Regions from separate parts of the Homo sapiens genome. Here region 2 is linked to region 1. Evidence: chromatin loops called from intact Hi-C (ENCODE). Cell type or tissue: PC-3. All regions are shown on one strand.

The links. A loop is a pair of places that touch in the nucleus more often than their neighbours do. Peaks named below come from ENCODE experiments on the same cell type or tissue, not always from the same donor. Only the 100,000 strongest peaks of a DNase experiment are listed, where the experiment ranks them.
Region 2: a loop joins it to region 1, with 11 times the contacts of the local background. A loop is called at or near these places in 3 of 110 quality-filtered maps.

What each region holds. Positions count from the first base shown.
Region 1 is chr3:35,942,105-35,950,104 of GRCh38, forward strand. No RefSeq gene overlaps it. Among named protein-coding and RNA genes, the nearest start is that of MIR128-2, 200 kb to the left of the region's middle. In PC-3, a CTCF peak has its summit at 4,627; DNase peaks (open chromatin) are centred at 3,087, 3,427 and 4,567; H3K4me3 peaks cover 650 bases; H3K27ac peaks cover 2,931 bases.
Region 2 is chr3:35,661,614-35,669,613 of GRCh38, forward strand. The region is part of intron 1 of ARPP21 (cAMP regulated phosphoprotein 21); the gene reads left to right. Among named protein-coding and RNA genes, the nearest start is that of ARPP21-AS1, 14 kb to the left of the region's middle. In PC-3, no CTCF peak of the experiment used is centred here; no DNase peak of the experiment used is centred here; H3K27ac peaks cover 762 bases.

The DNA.
Region 1 (8,000 bases):
CCAAGATTCTTAAAGATTGGCAAAAGATACCATAAAAAGACCTATAAAACTAAAATTAATATTCAAAGAGTGCTATAAAATTGATGATAAAATGACCTCAATATAAATTTGGATAATGAGCACAGGCAGATATAGAATTCTTTTAATAGTTCTTTTTATTCATCCCACTTAGTGAATTGTTCTTTAAATTTTTGATCATTGTTACCTTGGTTCTCTTGGATTTTTCACATGGAGGATCTGTGGGTAATTATAACAAATTCCACTGCAACTTTCAAATACCTAAATATCTTTTTAAAAATTTTATTGCATTGACAGGAATTTCTAAAACAATATAAATAATGCTTGAGAGAGTGTACATTCTTTTCTGTTCTGACCTTTAATGAAAATTCCTTTAATATTAGGATTATTTTTAAATCAGAATAAAAGTTAAATTATATAAATAACTTTTTCTGGCCGGGCGCGGTGGCTCACGCCTGTAATCCCAGCACTTTGGGAGGCCGAGGCGGGGGGATCACGAGGTCAACAGATAGAGACCATCCTGGCTAACACGGTGAAACCCCGTCTCTACTAAAAATACAAAGAAATAAAATAAATTAGCCAGGCGTGGTGGCAGGCGCCTGTAGTCCCAGCTACTCCGGAGGCTGAGGCAGGAGAATGGCGTGAACCCGGGAGGTGGAGCTTGCAGTGAGCCGAGATCGCGCCACTGCACTCCAGCCTGGGTGAGGGAGCGAGACTCCCTCTCAAAAAGAAAAAAATAAATAAAATAAAATAAATAACTTTTTCTGACACTGATTAGTAGAATTTATATATATTTTTTCTCCTTTTACTTATTAAGGTAATATATATCCTGCTATTGATAACATAAACATACTGGTCATGGCATATTTTTCATGCTGCTATAATTGATATACTAATATTTTATTTAAGACATTTGTTGTTTCAACATTTAAAAATGAGAATGGTCTAAATATTTTTTCTTTAGGGATGCATATTGGTAAAGTACTATTGCATCAATACTTCACTTATTTTAAAAAATTTTGTACTCTGTTACAATTTGAGTTCAGGAAGTAACTTAAGGTAATGGTTAAGAATCTAGGCTCTTACATATGACAGATGTGGGTTAGAAATTCAGTTACACTATTTACTGTCTCATCTTGGTTGTGTAACTTAACAAACTTATTTCCCATCTGTAGGAAAAAAAATAACAACAGTACCTCCCTCATAAAATCGTATTAAATATGATAGCACGCACTATCATATTTAATGTGAGCACACACTATCATGTCACTACTTGTGGCAAGTAATAGGCATTCAATAGGTGTGTAAACACACACACACAGACACTCAAAGAAACAAAAAAATTAAGAATGTTTTATATTTTAAAGGCTTAATAAAATTTGCCAGTAAAGCAGTAGAGCCTAATGCCTCTTGAATCCTTAATTCTTTGAAAACTTTTTCCTCTTTCTTCCACGTGTGTTTGCTTTCAAGGCTCTCTATCTCTTTTGACTTTCTTTATATTTAATTTGTATTAGCCCAGATATCAACTATTTCAACAAAACTGTTTAAATGTATCAGTTTACTATACATAGCTTTTAAAGAATAATTAGCTTCTTAATCTCCTCTGAACAAATGTCTCTATCTCATTTCTCTCATAATAATTTGTATTTCTTCAACATTGTCAGAAATTTGTTTATTAGTGTTTCCCAAAAGTAGCTCTTAATCACTTTTTAAAAAATTATTTTTAGTTTTCTAATTTAATGATTTCAATCTGTATTGACTTATTTCCCATCCTTTGGTTTTTATTTTCTGGAACACGTAGTGTCTGCCTGGCTGAGGATGTGTGGTGGCAGGGAGGCACTGGAGAGCGGACCATGGAAACCTCATCTCTAGCAGATGTTTGCAAAAGGCTGGCTTCCACTTCCATCACTAGTACTGACTCTGGGTCTCTGGGTAAGGGATCATCTGGAAGAGCACAGAGCCTCCTCCTGACTCTGACATGTGGTCTCTTGTCAAATATATTCACCTAAAGAGTGTGAGGTTTAAAATCAGACACTTAGATTTGAGTCCAGGTTCTGCCACTTATTATCGTAGTGATAAATCCCTTAACTTTTCCAAATCTCATTTTCTTCATCTTTGAAAAGGCTATTATAATAGAGTCTTTCTCATGGGATTATGGTAAAGATTAAATGAGATAATTCAGGGCCTGTGTTTATCTCATTGTCATATCCCTAGGATATACACTGATGCATGCATGTGTGTGTGTGTGTGTGTGCTTGCATATGTGTATGTATTTACATATAAAATATTTCTTAAATTAATAATTCAAGAATATTTCTTGAATAAGTCTTGGGAATTTCCTCCCAGCCTTAAAACTCTACAAGTTACTGGGACCCAATCTTGTGAAGAGATTGAAGAGCTCACTGAACCTCTGCAGCTATTACGTGATAAAAATGATTGAAGCCACTTGCCAACATAAAAGTGCCTTGTGCATGGTTATTAATAATACTGAGCAGTGCCCATTATAGAAAACCTGCAGCTTTTATGCTTCCATAATTTTAGTCATGCTATCATCCTCTCAAAAAGAAGAATCGCCCCCAACACAAATTCTACCAGCTCTCTATTTTCCAATAAAGAGAACCTTGCAAATGGTGAAAACAATGGCAGGTCCTTTTCACCTAGACCCACTCAGAAGTTAGGAAGGGATGTGGATGAGAAACATTTACCTTGCCCGACACAAATCACCACATGCTTGGCTGTTTCCAAGCTGATGGCAAAATCTTCCATTAACAGAAAGGGGAAGGGATGCTCCTCGTTCAGCAAAGAGCCACTTCTGAAAAGGCACTCTTTTATAAAACAAAATAGCATGAAAAATATTTAGAGAAAATAACCAAAATGGACTTCCAAAAGCAAGCTGAATATTCTTTTACATGACATTTACAACCATCACTTGTTTCAGAGATTACTCACACAAAATCTTTAACATTCCAGAAGCCTATCCTTTCCATTTAGATGAGACTTTTTATAATGACTCTACTTCCTGTTCAAAGGGCAGAAAATTATTGTTTAACATTCTGGATTGCTGTGTGTAAACATTTGAAATTAGAATGTAATTTGTTGGGTTCATAGCAAATATATAACATTTATAGTGTACATAAAGCACAAGTCATCCTCTATAAACTGCCTAAAATGGTGATAGAAAAGTTACTGTAATAAACATTTTAGTGATGTTTAGTGCGCTGAGAGATTGCCTGTGAGAAAATGATATGTAATATTAAGAAAAAACACTTGAATACAATGATCCAGAAAGTAGAAAAAAATGCATGGGGAAAGCCGGGTCAAGAGTTGGTGGTGACAGCTGATTTTTTCCACTGTGGGATTCATAGGTCAGAGAACCCAAACCTGAGGGAATGAAGTCACTCCAAAGAGAAGACTTTGACTCATCACTTCATCACTCATCCCAGGAGGTGAATGTTCAGACTGCTTTGCTCACCTACCTAGGTGTGCCAGAAAGCAGTGTGGCCTTGTCATTCCACCTCTGAGGTCTCTGTCCTGCCAGATAAAAACTACAGGAAAAAATAATTGGAGTTTGATTTTGAAAAGGAGGGTGGGGAGGGAAAAATAACTAACTTTTAAGAAGAACAGCTTCTGTTTTTCCTCGTGGTCACTAAATTGTCTTTGGGCTTAACTGTTTTGGCCAAAGACTTTAATTGAATTTTTTGAAATAGGACTCCAGTAAACTAATGCTTCCTCCTTTGATGGGGCCAGTATTATAGTTTGATTCCACTGTATTAAAGTTTTCATTCTTTAAAGAAGTATCAGCCATTTACATAATAGTGTAAAAATGGGCAGACAGTGAGGTTTTACATGTTATGCATCTTTACCCAAGATTATATTTCAAATAGGCTGCTAACATGTTAAATATGGAACTTTCTTCTAGATGGGCCTCTTATCCCTTCTTGCATGTTTTCTGAGAATTTTCTGAGTTCAATATTCAAGTATCAGTCAAAAGGCTCCAGGACTTAATAGTGAAAGCATGTTCCATTCCACATTTCATATCCAGCAATAACATGCTTCCACTGCCTCGAATTATTTCTCTCTCAGTCAATGTACAAGTAAGATTAATATAATTTAAATATTTGGCGCTATAGATGTTGCATTTGGAAGATGAGAAACAGGAAGCTCCTGCAGGCAAATATCTTTGAGATGAAAAGCCGCAATAGAAAGTTGGGTTGCATCAACTTTCAGATAAAATTCCCTTCTCCCAATGTAATGCAGACTATGAAGGATTTTCTTATTTTCAGAAATAAATAATAAAATTGAGGTGGGAAGAGCATTTCCTTTTCTTGTTATAAGCTTGTTCAGAATTATTATTAAAAGATAAACCGGGATCCTTCATGTGCTTGCTCTTACAGTGTTGAGGAAACTATACTATACATGAAATCTCCTGTGGTTTTGTCAGCCAGATTTGTCTTTATTTACCTTACTCAAGGACAATAAAAGGTATTGGTAACAGCACCCATGTGCAAATTTCACTTGTGGAACTACGTGATGAAGCCAGAAAGGAATCAGGGTTTTAAGAAGCACAATAAATACCACAGACAACATAGAGACCTGACGCCCCCTATTGTTAAAAATGTGTAAATCTAGAAATATATTCAATTAGACGTTGGACATCAAGTACTATCATTTTACTTTTGACTGGTGCCGTTACCTATTCAGAGACCTTCTTGGTCTTATTTTTACTAACATACCAGATGGACTGGTCCATTGCATCCCTTCATTATTATTGTAGCCAAGTGCATATTGTCATGTCAGGCATGAGGAAGGGACTGATGAGGAGGGCTGTGGCATACACAAAGCTACTGTGGAGAGCCCTGCTAATTGCCTTGTGGTCCAATCTCAGCAACAATGTGATTACCTGGCAGCAGTCCAGATGGCATCAGCCTCTACTCTAGGCATGTCAGCCCACAAAGGAGGGCACTGCCACCTGCTCGAGAAAGAGAGGTGAGCCCATTAATTCTGATTTACAAAGATGACACTGATTGAAGAGAGTTGGGCATGTGGTACCCCATAGCCCATTTCTAGAAACAGGCCACTGAGACCTCTTCATTCTTTCCATTCTCTGTCCTCTGGCCTTGCCTGCAATGAAATTACTTGCAGCCTTTAAACTCTGTTTGCTCTCTGGTTTTATTGCTGGCAGAAAGCTGTACAGTTTATCAACATTATCTCATATTGGAAGATTCCAGACAGTGGAATGGTAGTTGTTGGGGCCATTAAGAGATGGCTCCACAGTCTGCCTGATGCAGAATTTATAGAGTCTTACTGTGTAAAGTCCTAGAAAATACAGATTGTCTCATTAGATGAAATGACAGCCTAGCACCTTAGAGATAGAGCAATTCCAAGTACTCGCAGGCCTCAGGTACAACTGGGCTTCCGAGGCTTGTTAAAAATGATGCTGATAAACTTTTAAGATTTTTACAGGATACATCTTTCTGTGCTCATGACTTCAAGGGAAAATAGGCTTTCTTCATTCTAGAAAGCTCCTTCAAATCCTCCTTTGAGGAAATTCATATTCCTGTCTGTCTAGGGAAAGTTGATAACTTTGCTCTTTGTTCTTTCCTGTATTTCCACTGTGTGTGTGTGTGTGTGTGTGTGTGTGTGTGTGTGTGTGTCTTTGGCTGAGTTACTCTGAAGTGAAGGCTGAGACATGGTTTATTGAAGATGGTTCTCCTTGGAGAAGGGCAGCGAGGGAAACAGGAGGGGCTGAGCAAGCCTGTGGTCTCAGGTGGGGTCTAACCTCAGCCAGACACCATGGGGAGCTCTGAAGCATGCATTGCTCCACAGAGTTGATCTCACTCTTAGTAAGGGAATTATCCTTTTGCCCTCTGTCAGTCAGGTATAATCCTCCATGGAGAGGAGGGATGGAAAGGGGTTGCTGTGACCTCTAGGTCAGGAGGATTTAGCTTGGTCTAGGAGAGTGGTTCTCAAGAAGTGACCCATAGACTAGCAGAATCAATAGCACCTAGGAATTTGTTATAAATGCTAGTTCTCAGAAATCTCCCCAGACGTACTGAATGAGAAACTCTGAGAATGGGGTCCAGATCTATGAGGGTTAACAAGCCCCCCAGGTGATTCTGATTCATTATAAAATTTGAGAACCACTAGTTGAGGTCAATTCCTTGGAGAAGGGGGTGTCTCTGAGCATGTAGCAGTCATCACTCACAGCAGCTGCAGGATGGTTGCACAACCCTGATGAAAGGGGTCATTTGTATTTATTTATTTTTTATTCTTTAACTTTTATTTTACATTCAGGGGGTACATGTGCAGGTTTGTCACATGGGTAAATTGCATGTTGCTGGGGTTTGGTGTACAAAAGATTTTGTCAACCAGATTGTGAGCATAATATTTGATAGGTAGTTTTACTATCGTCACCCTCCTCCCACTCTCTGCCCGCAGATAGGCTCCAGTGTCTATTTTTTCCCTTCTTTGAGTACATGTGTATTCAACATTTAGCTCTCACTTATAAATAAGAACATGCAGTGTTGAATAGGGACATCTCTTTGTTGAACAGGGAGTCCTTTCCCCATTGTTAGTTATGGTTGACTTTGTTGAAGATTAGATGGTTGAAGGTGTGTGACTTTATTTTGGGGTTCTCTATTATGCTCCATTGGTCTATGTGTCTGTTTTTGTACCAGTACCATGCTGTTTCGGTTACCTTACAGCATAGTTTGAAGTCAGGTAGTATGATGTCTCCAGATTTGTTCTATTTGCTTAGGATTGCTTGGGCTATTCAGGTTTTTGTTTTTGTTTTTGTTTTTGTTTTTGGTTCCATATGAATTTTAGATTAGTTTTTTTCCTGGTTCTGTGAAGAATGACATTTGTAATTTGATAGGAATAGCATCGAATCTGTAGATTGCTTTGGGCAGTATTGCCATTTTAATTATATTATTTCTTCCCATCTATGAGCTTGGAACTTTTTTTCATTTGTTTGTTTCATCTCTGATTTCTTTAAGTAGTGTTTTGGAATTCTTGTAGCAGTCATTCATATCCCTGGTTAGCTGTATTTCTAGATATTTTATTCTCTTAGTGACTATTGTGAATGGAATTGCATTCTTGATTTGGTTCTCAGGTTGGACATTATTGACATATAGAGATACAATTCATTTTTATACATTGATTTTTGTGTCCTGAAACTTTACTGAAGTTGCTTATCAGTTCAAGGAGCCTTTGGGCAGAGACTATAGGATTTTCTATGTATAGAATCATATAATCTGCAAAGAGAGGTAGTTTGAGTTACTTTCTTCCTATTTAGATGTCTTTTATTTCTTTCTCTTACCTGATTGCTCTGGCTAGGACTTTCAGTACTATGTTAAATAGGAGTGGTGAGAGTGGGCATTCTTACCTTGTTCCAGATTTCAGGAAGAATGCTTCCAGCTTTTGCCCACTCAGTATGTTGCTGGCTGGGGGTGTGCCATAGATGACCCTTATTATTTTAAGGTGTGTTTTTTTGATGGCTAGTTTTTTCAGGGTTTTAACATAAAAGTGATATAGTTTGGATGTTTTTTTCCCCTTCAAATCTCATTTTAAAATGCAATCCCCAATGTTGGAGGGGATTGGATCACGGGGGTGGATTGCTCATGGTTTAGCACCGTCCCCCTTGGTACTGTCCTGGTGATAGTGAGTGAGTTCTTATAAGATATGGTTATTTAAAAGTGTGTAGCACCTCCCCATTTGCTCTATTGCTCCTGCTCTGACCATGTGTTATACCTGCTCCAACTTCGCAGTCTGCCATGATTGTTAAGTTTCCTGAGGCTTCCCCACAGGCCAAGTAGAAGCCAGCATCATGTTTTCTATACAGCATGCAGAACTGTGAGCCAATTAAACCTCCTTTTTTTTTTTACAAGTTACCCAGTCTCAGATATTTGCTATAGCAAAGCAAGAATGAACTAATATAGAAGGGATATTGGATTTTATTAAAAAGCTTTTCTGCATCTATCGAG
Region 2 (8,000 bases), 280 kb before region 1:
CGGCTATAAAATTCAAAAAATCAACAGTATTCAATTCTCATTGACCTTTTTATGTCCTGCCTCATCTCTCAAAAGAGTACTTTTGTAGGCAACAATAATACATATTTCCTGGAGAGAGAATGAGGCACAGTGGATGCCTTTGTATTTATTGTGTTACCTTGGGCAAGTTCCTTGACCTTACTGAATTTTAGTTGTTCCATGTGTATAAAGGAGACAGTGACATACCTGTTTCTGGTTGTGAGGTAATAAATGAGATACTTTGTAAAAGTTTTGAAACACTTCATGGGCACTAACTAATTTGTAATCATAGTATCTTGAATGCCTATTATGTGTCAGGCCTGGTGTTAGCTATTGGTGATTTTAAAATTAAGTTTGAGGATATAATTTTCGGAGGTGTTCACAAGTAGACATACTTTGGATTTGAGATTAGAGAATTATGTAGCATTATAGTGGCCTCTGAGAGTTAAAGGTCAAAATAGGATGAGATTTCAGGTGTAGAAGATAATTCACACCATTGGAAAGAATCATAGTGTGTGTGGTTTATTTTTAAGCATTAAATATGTGGTCCCATATAAACCAACTTAGCAGTACCAATTGGCATACATGTGCGTACTGTATGTAGTTTTAATACTTTTATAAATATTGCAAGATTTGGAGCAGTGATGAGGTGCCAGGTATTAGAGAGGTGATTAAGAGGAGCTAACAATGGCTTAAAGCAAAATGGTGATTGTTAACCTGGGTTTTATCACTACTGCAAAGCATTTTCAACCCTTCTGAAAGGATGTCCTGTGATGTTGCAGGTAGGTTTCTGGAAAGCATACTCTGAGATAGAGTTAAGTGTGCAGGATGTTTACTAAGGAGAGTTCTTGGGACCAACCCCACAGAGGGACAGGGAGGGGAGCAGGACTGGGCAGAGAGAGAAGGTGAGCTGCAGTTCAGGCCAGAGGATGAGGACAGCCTCTGCTGATCCTGCAGAAAGCTCTGCCACTGGAATGACCTTCAGAGAGTCCCACAAAGGGTTGAGATCTCAGGGCTTCTAGTACCCTCTTGATCATTTATTGAATTATTGGATATGGATTATTCTAGGAAAGAGTGTGCTTGAGGTAGTGCAGCTCTCTGCAGCAGAGACAGTTCAACAAGAGGCAACAAGACCTTGAAGGGAGAATTGTGCCCACCAAGTGAAATCTACCAGAAGGGTAAAAAAAATTAACAAAGATTGCATATTCTCACTTGTATCTGGGAGCTAAAAATTTTGATCACATGGAGACAGAGAGTAAAAAGATAGATAACAGAGGCTGGGAAGGGTGAGTGGCATAGGGAAGAAAGGATGAAGAGAAGTTGATTAAAGGGTACAAACATACAGCAAGATAGAAGGAATAGATTCAATGTTTGATAACAGAGTAGGGTGACTATATTTAACAAAAAGATACTGTACTCAGGCGATGGACACCCTAAATACTCTGACTTTATCACTATGTATTGTATGCATGTTGTAGCATTTCTCATGTACCCTATAAATTTGTACAAATTAAAAAAAAATAACAACAGAAACTTCATGATGCCTAGAGCAGACGTATCTAAATGCTTACCCCAGAATTGAATAAAAATTGTGTATTGCTGCTAGGGAGAAAAGGCTTCACTGGATTTGGGTCAGTTTTTTCAAAAAAGCTGTGATCTATACGGTTTTTAAACCCCTAACATTCTCCTTGGAAATAACAATCAATCACCTACAAATCAGAGTCTCTCCCACCTGGACTGAAGCCCAGTCTGGGCGCATAGTTCTTGCATCTGACAATGATTTAATCCCCAGACAAATTTTTATACTTTGAACTTTTTATTATGGAAATTTTTTAAATGTGCACAAAATGGAGATAATTGTGTAACAAACCCCCATGTATGCATCATGAAGCATCAGCATTTTGCCCTTCTTGTTCCAGAGAAATTTTTAATAGCACAAAGCACAGCCTCCCGTGTTGATCGGAGACAGATCTGGAGGGATGTGTCCTCGGAGCGGGGTGAGATTTCACAATGTTTGAAGGTAGGAACATCTCTTAATAGCACTGACGTGAGTGCAGTTGAAGCTGTCAGAGCCACGGTTCTGGGAAGTGGCACGCTCACCCCCACAGTCCTCCGGAGTAATGCTGGGCCATATACTCGCATTTCCACTGTCCCAGCTTGCCTGCTGGGCCGTGGGAATTGGATTTGGACCTGGAATGTGTGCTGATGCCTGAGGCTATCTTAATGCTTCATGGCACCCAAGAAGGCCATACTTGGCATCTCAAAAAAGGTGCAGGGCATTTAACATGTTTGCTTTAGTTTTGTAATTATGCTGTGTAACCGAGGGTCCTCTTGGAAATTGTTGCAAATGAAAGTGAACTGTCCAGTCGTCCGTGTTCTTGGCAAATTTTCAGCCCACTATAAAGCGAAAATCAAAATTTCTGTTTAAGAAAGGAGTATCTTCAAAAAAGCTTGCAGACAATATCTAAAGCAATGTTTGAAATCTTAATAGAACCCTGTGACTTGAACACCTAAACTATTTTTTAAAGTTTGATTTTGTTTTTAATTGACACGTACATATTTATGGGGTATAATGTGGTATTTCAACACATGTATTCATTGTGTAATGATCGAATCAGAGTAATTAGCATATCCATCACCTCAAATATTTGTCATTTCTTTGTGGTGAGAACATTAAAAATCCTCTCTTCTCGCTATTTGGAAATATGCAATACAATATTGTTAACTGTAGTTACCCTATAGAGCAATTTCTAGAACAGAACTTTTTCCTCCTGAGTGTAACTTTGTACCTGTTGACCAGACTCTCTCCATCATCCCTCCCACGATCCCTAGACTCTGGTAACTGCTATTCTATCATTTCTGATACCCTGCAACTTCAAGTCCCCAGGTGGCTCTGCCAGAGCGTTCACGATGACGTCCCATTCCTGTTAAGCTATGCCTCTATCCTCAGTGGAAACAGCCCGGGCGTTCCTAGGAGTGAATCAGCAGTCCGCTTTATCCCTTCGAATTGAGCAGGAATTTGTTGGTTGTTTGGCTCCGGAGCAGGTGGCGGCGGGGGCTGTGGCGGTTGCGTTTCCTCTTTGAGGTGGGGGCTCAGCTGTTTCCTTGGTCATGCGCCCCTGGTAAGTGCCTGGAGGAGGCAGAAGGCCAAGAATACAGCTGAGACTTGGTCTGCTGCCAACTCCCAGCAGCTGCTGCTCTGTTCTCTGAGCTGGAACCGACTCCAGGCTGCTATGTGGCCTGATCTGGCATTCAGGGAGGGGCTTCAGAGGAGTGTCACTTGCATACTCTGAGTGACTTAGCCCACCTGCTATTTTGTGTGTGTGTAACCTAATTCAAGTGAGACTTCTCCAACATTCGAATTACATGAAAAATGTTAGGTCACTGAAAGAAACAAACTTTTCGCTCCTTTGGAGGCCAATGAATTTGCAGATCTTAAAGGAATGATTTTAAAAGTTAAAAGCTGAGTGGACCACCCTAACTCAGAATACATGAGTTTAATATAAGTGTGTCTTGGTTTATATTTATGTCTGTCTACATATGCACAAAAGCAACTTGGAAAGAATACAGGACTAGAAGAAGAACAGAGTCTTAGGCTTTATGTGGCCTTTATGTAGATAAATATAAAGGACAACAGCATTGCCCTTGGCCTAAGCTTTTTTTTTTAATATGATAACAAGATCATAAGCGGCCTAAGCTTTTTTTAATATGATAACAAGATCATAAAACTCTCATGAAATTATGAGAGCTTGTTTTTGAAGTAAAAATTTAAAGTAAGTGGAAAGTTCTGAGCAAAGTGCTATACATGGACACTCTAAAAATATCTGCAGAATCAAAATGTGTACTTAGATACCACACACATACATCCATGTATCTAGTTCTACATTGAAGTAGTTAATAGGTCTTTTCAAATGACTTTAACACTGAGTTGTTTTGTATAGTGAAAACATTCATTTGGAGGTAAGAGGTTATATCAAACATTCAGGATTTAGTCATTTCCTATATTTGAGAAACAAGAAAAGAATCCTCTGGGTAAATATTGCATTTGTTCATGAAACCATCCTCATTTTCAAAAGCACAGCTGCAGATGAAGAGCTACTTAATGAACCCTATTCCATTTTGTAAAAAGTTAATACAACTTCCCCCTGGAGTCTCCTAGAGGGCAGGGCTGTACTCCAGTCATCGTTGTAATGCTTGTTCTCATCAAGGTATTTAGTTAGTGTATGCACAATATGTGGAAGGCAGTAAAATGTATCCTGCTCATTAATGGTTTTTTAAAGGAAACGTGATAGAATGTGTGCATTGTTGTGGTTTCTAAAACACCCAGATCATTGCTCACTGTATGATGGCTCAACTGGGCTGTGCCCATATCCTCAGAACCTCAACTCCAACCTTACGGTTCAAAGAATAGTGGTTGGAAGTAGGAGCTGATTAAAAGTGGCAAACCTACTTGGGGGATACTCAGTCAAGGAGATTAATAAATAGTATATACTGAGAATGATACAAATGAATACCGATGTTGTCACTTATACACCCTTCCCTGAATCTAAACCTACCAAGCAGAAGGGAATTTAATTTCTTTAAATGGAGTTATAGGGTATTCCCACAAACTGCTATTTTTTTCTGAAAATTTTTTACTGGTTTCTTGTAGAGGGAAGCAAGCTTAGAACAAAATATTCCAATCAGTGGCTCCACACAAAAATATCCCTGAATTCTTAAGAAATTTTAGCCCAAGTCATATTGCAAAATTATTCTTGACTTTGTTTTCAGTGATTTTGAGTTGTTTTGATTTTGACATTTATTCCAAGCACAAAACATATTTTATGATAATTTAAATGTCTATTTAATTAATCTTGACATTCTTTTGGCATTATTCAACTAGTTTTAAAATTTTTGTTAAATTATTTGGTTGTGTGTAGGTGTAGGGTTTTTATTTTAGTTTGTCTTTGACATTAATTTCAAACATACATTTTTATAGACTAAATTCCTTTTATTGCACATTTTATTAAATGTACTTCTTCTTAATTTTAGCTTTATTAACAATTTTTCCATTATCTTTACTTTTCTATTTTTTGATTAAATGGGTAATTATATTTCAACCACAAACATGCTTTACAGTGTGATTAACACTGCAAACAGGCATCCAAATTAATTCATTATTTTCTATCTCTTCTCAGTCTTTATGTTTACTTTTTCCAAATATAAAATTAAACAGGTTTTTTTGAGATTTGGAAAGGTTAGAATAAACATGCAACCTCAACTATCCCCTGTGGTTCTACCCACCTGAATTGCCACTGGCATCACTATGGCATGCCTTCAGTATTTATTGCCAGTCATGTAGTAACTATTATCCTCACTCATTTCAAAAGCGTATGGATAAAATTGAAGTCCCAGAACCAATCTGTCAGAATTTAGGCTCTGCCTCACCCCTAGAGTGAAATATTTGATATGCTTAATGTATCTATGACTCAGCTTCCTCCACTCTAAAATGTGACTCTTTAAGGGCTAGTCCTATTATCCTACATTCTTTAATCAAAATACTGTCAGGCACAGAGTGAGTCTCCAATAAGTATATTTAAATTGTTTTAAATTGATACTATTTATATTAACATTTAACTTAAGTTTTATTCAAAATCTCAAACTGTATCATAGCAAAACTAGTTTTATTTAGCAATCTGATTTGTGGTAGTGATAATGATAATGGTAAACTAATTTAAGAATGAAACCACAGTCATTTTGCATTGTGATTACGTGTCATAATCTCATGACTAGTTAAATTTATGTATTAATTCATTAAATAACTAATTCATCAAGTTATTATTGAATTCCAAGCATTCTACTAGATGTTTTAGTACAATATTCCTCATTTTAAAATAACTTATGTGAGAGAGGGTTAAGTCACTTTCAGATTCTTCTCAAAGAAGCAGTAATCTTTTTGCATTGACTCTTGGAAGTTGGACTCTATTTGTAGCTTCAATCACTTCTTAATATATTTGAAAGAGGTGCTAGATTAAAAGAAGAGAAAAAGATATGTAAGAGTCCTTCTAGTTAATTAAAAGGAAATGTAATCTAGTCTTAAATTGGATCATAATGCATGACAAGTTAATTTATAATGAAATTTTGCAATGGTATTGATGCAGTATCACTCCAAAATACTGCACTTTGGAAGTCAGTAAGTCTTGAAGATCACCTGCAGTACTTTTATTCTCAAAGAAGAAGAAGAAGAAGAAGAAGAAGAAGAAGAAGAAGAAGAAGAAGAGGAAGAGGAAGAGGAAGAGGAAGGAGGAGGAGGAGGAGGAGGAGAAGGAGAAGAAGAAAAGAAGAAGAAGAAGAAGAAGAAGAAGAAGAAGAAGAAGAAGAAGAAGAAGAAGAAGAAGAAGAAGAAGAAGAAGAAGAAGAAGGAGAAGAAGAAGAAAGAAGAAAGTCATAAAGTAAGTGAGAACACAAATTTCCCTCTCAGGAAATTCACAATGTCCCTCCCTCAGAAATTTCTTGCTACTATTCATGGTAAAGTATCATCTCTGACTTTGTTCTTATCCATTTTGGGGGAAGAGTATTCCTAAATATAGAAGTGTAAATTTTTGGAAGTGTATATTTTTTAATAAATTAAAATAAAATGGAAACCTAAAAAACAGAGCATTTTTAGTATTTGGATGGGCAGCATTTCTTTTCAGTTTTGCAGCATCACCTTAAGTGTGGCATCTTGGTGAGCCTAGTGGATTGCCAGTAGAGCAAATAGCCAATGTAGTCCACTGGCTGGCATGCTATCTTCTCCTTGCTCCTGCTGGAGTCTCTGAAGTGTAGAGCAATCATGGCCTAATCTGGAATTGGCATCTGGGAGTATGCCCAAGCCCCATATGAGTGGTCAGGCCACAGAGTTGCCAGCAGAGAGCTAGTGCTCCCAAAACTGAAAACGAAGTCTACCAGGATATGAGGATAGTTTTGAACCACACAGGATTTTAGATACCTGGGATCTGCCGTTTTTACATTTGCAAATTGCCAAGATTCAAATTACACAAATTATCTATGCACACACATAAATATTTAAAATTATGATACTAATAATGCCTTGTGAGACTGACTAAAAGTAGTCATTTATGTAAATATGCTTAGACTTCTTTGGTACTTGGAGATTCAAGTTACTTCTCTCGTCATCATGCATGTTTTGAGATGCAACAGGATCTCATTTTGTTCTTTACTTTCTTTATATCTTATTTCCACTGAAAATATGTAATCTTTGAGGCATAGAACACATTTTTCTATTTAGCAGACTTTATCAAATACGGGGAAATGCTATTCTTAATATAATACTTAACTATAATTATGAACAGTCCTCTCTGCTAGGTGCTAGCAATAAAGAATAAATGACCCCTTTTGTTTTCACAGTTTTACATTTATTTTTGCTGCAGCCTTCATCATATTAATACATTCCTCCAAATATTTCATATTCTACTTTCATATATTTGCAGGAGAGTTTTTGACAGTTGGGTCTTCCTTCTTTCCTTCTTTCCTTCCTTCCCTCCTTCTTTCCTTCCTAATTATAATTATGAGCAAAGAAAGGTAATAATTTCTCCCACTACATAAGATTTTTCCCAAATATTAGGCCTTAGACTTTATTAAGGAGACTACTCAACAAAAAGATTCCACTTCTGAAAGTACCTTGCTATATGTTACAAATGCAACTACTGGCTTCTCCTTTCTTATCTACTTTAAAATCTTGAAGGTTTCACAAATAAGCCCACAGCTCAGAAGCTGAGTATTTTATATTACATAAGATTGACAGATAGTTCATTTCTGTGATATATCAAATTGTAAATTTGATTCTTTTTTGGATAATTTTATCCTAGCAATTTCCACATCCATAGTTTGGATGTACACTCTTTTAAACGTTCAAAACCACACTTTCTTATGTTTCCGTTCTTTTGTGTAATGCCAGATTTTCAGCCTCCATTTCAGGGATCAGATTGTTCCATTTGTCATAG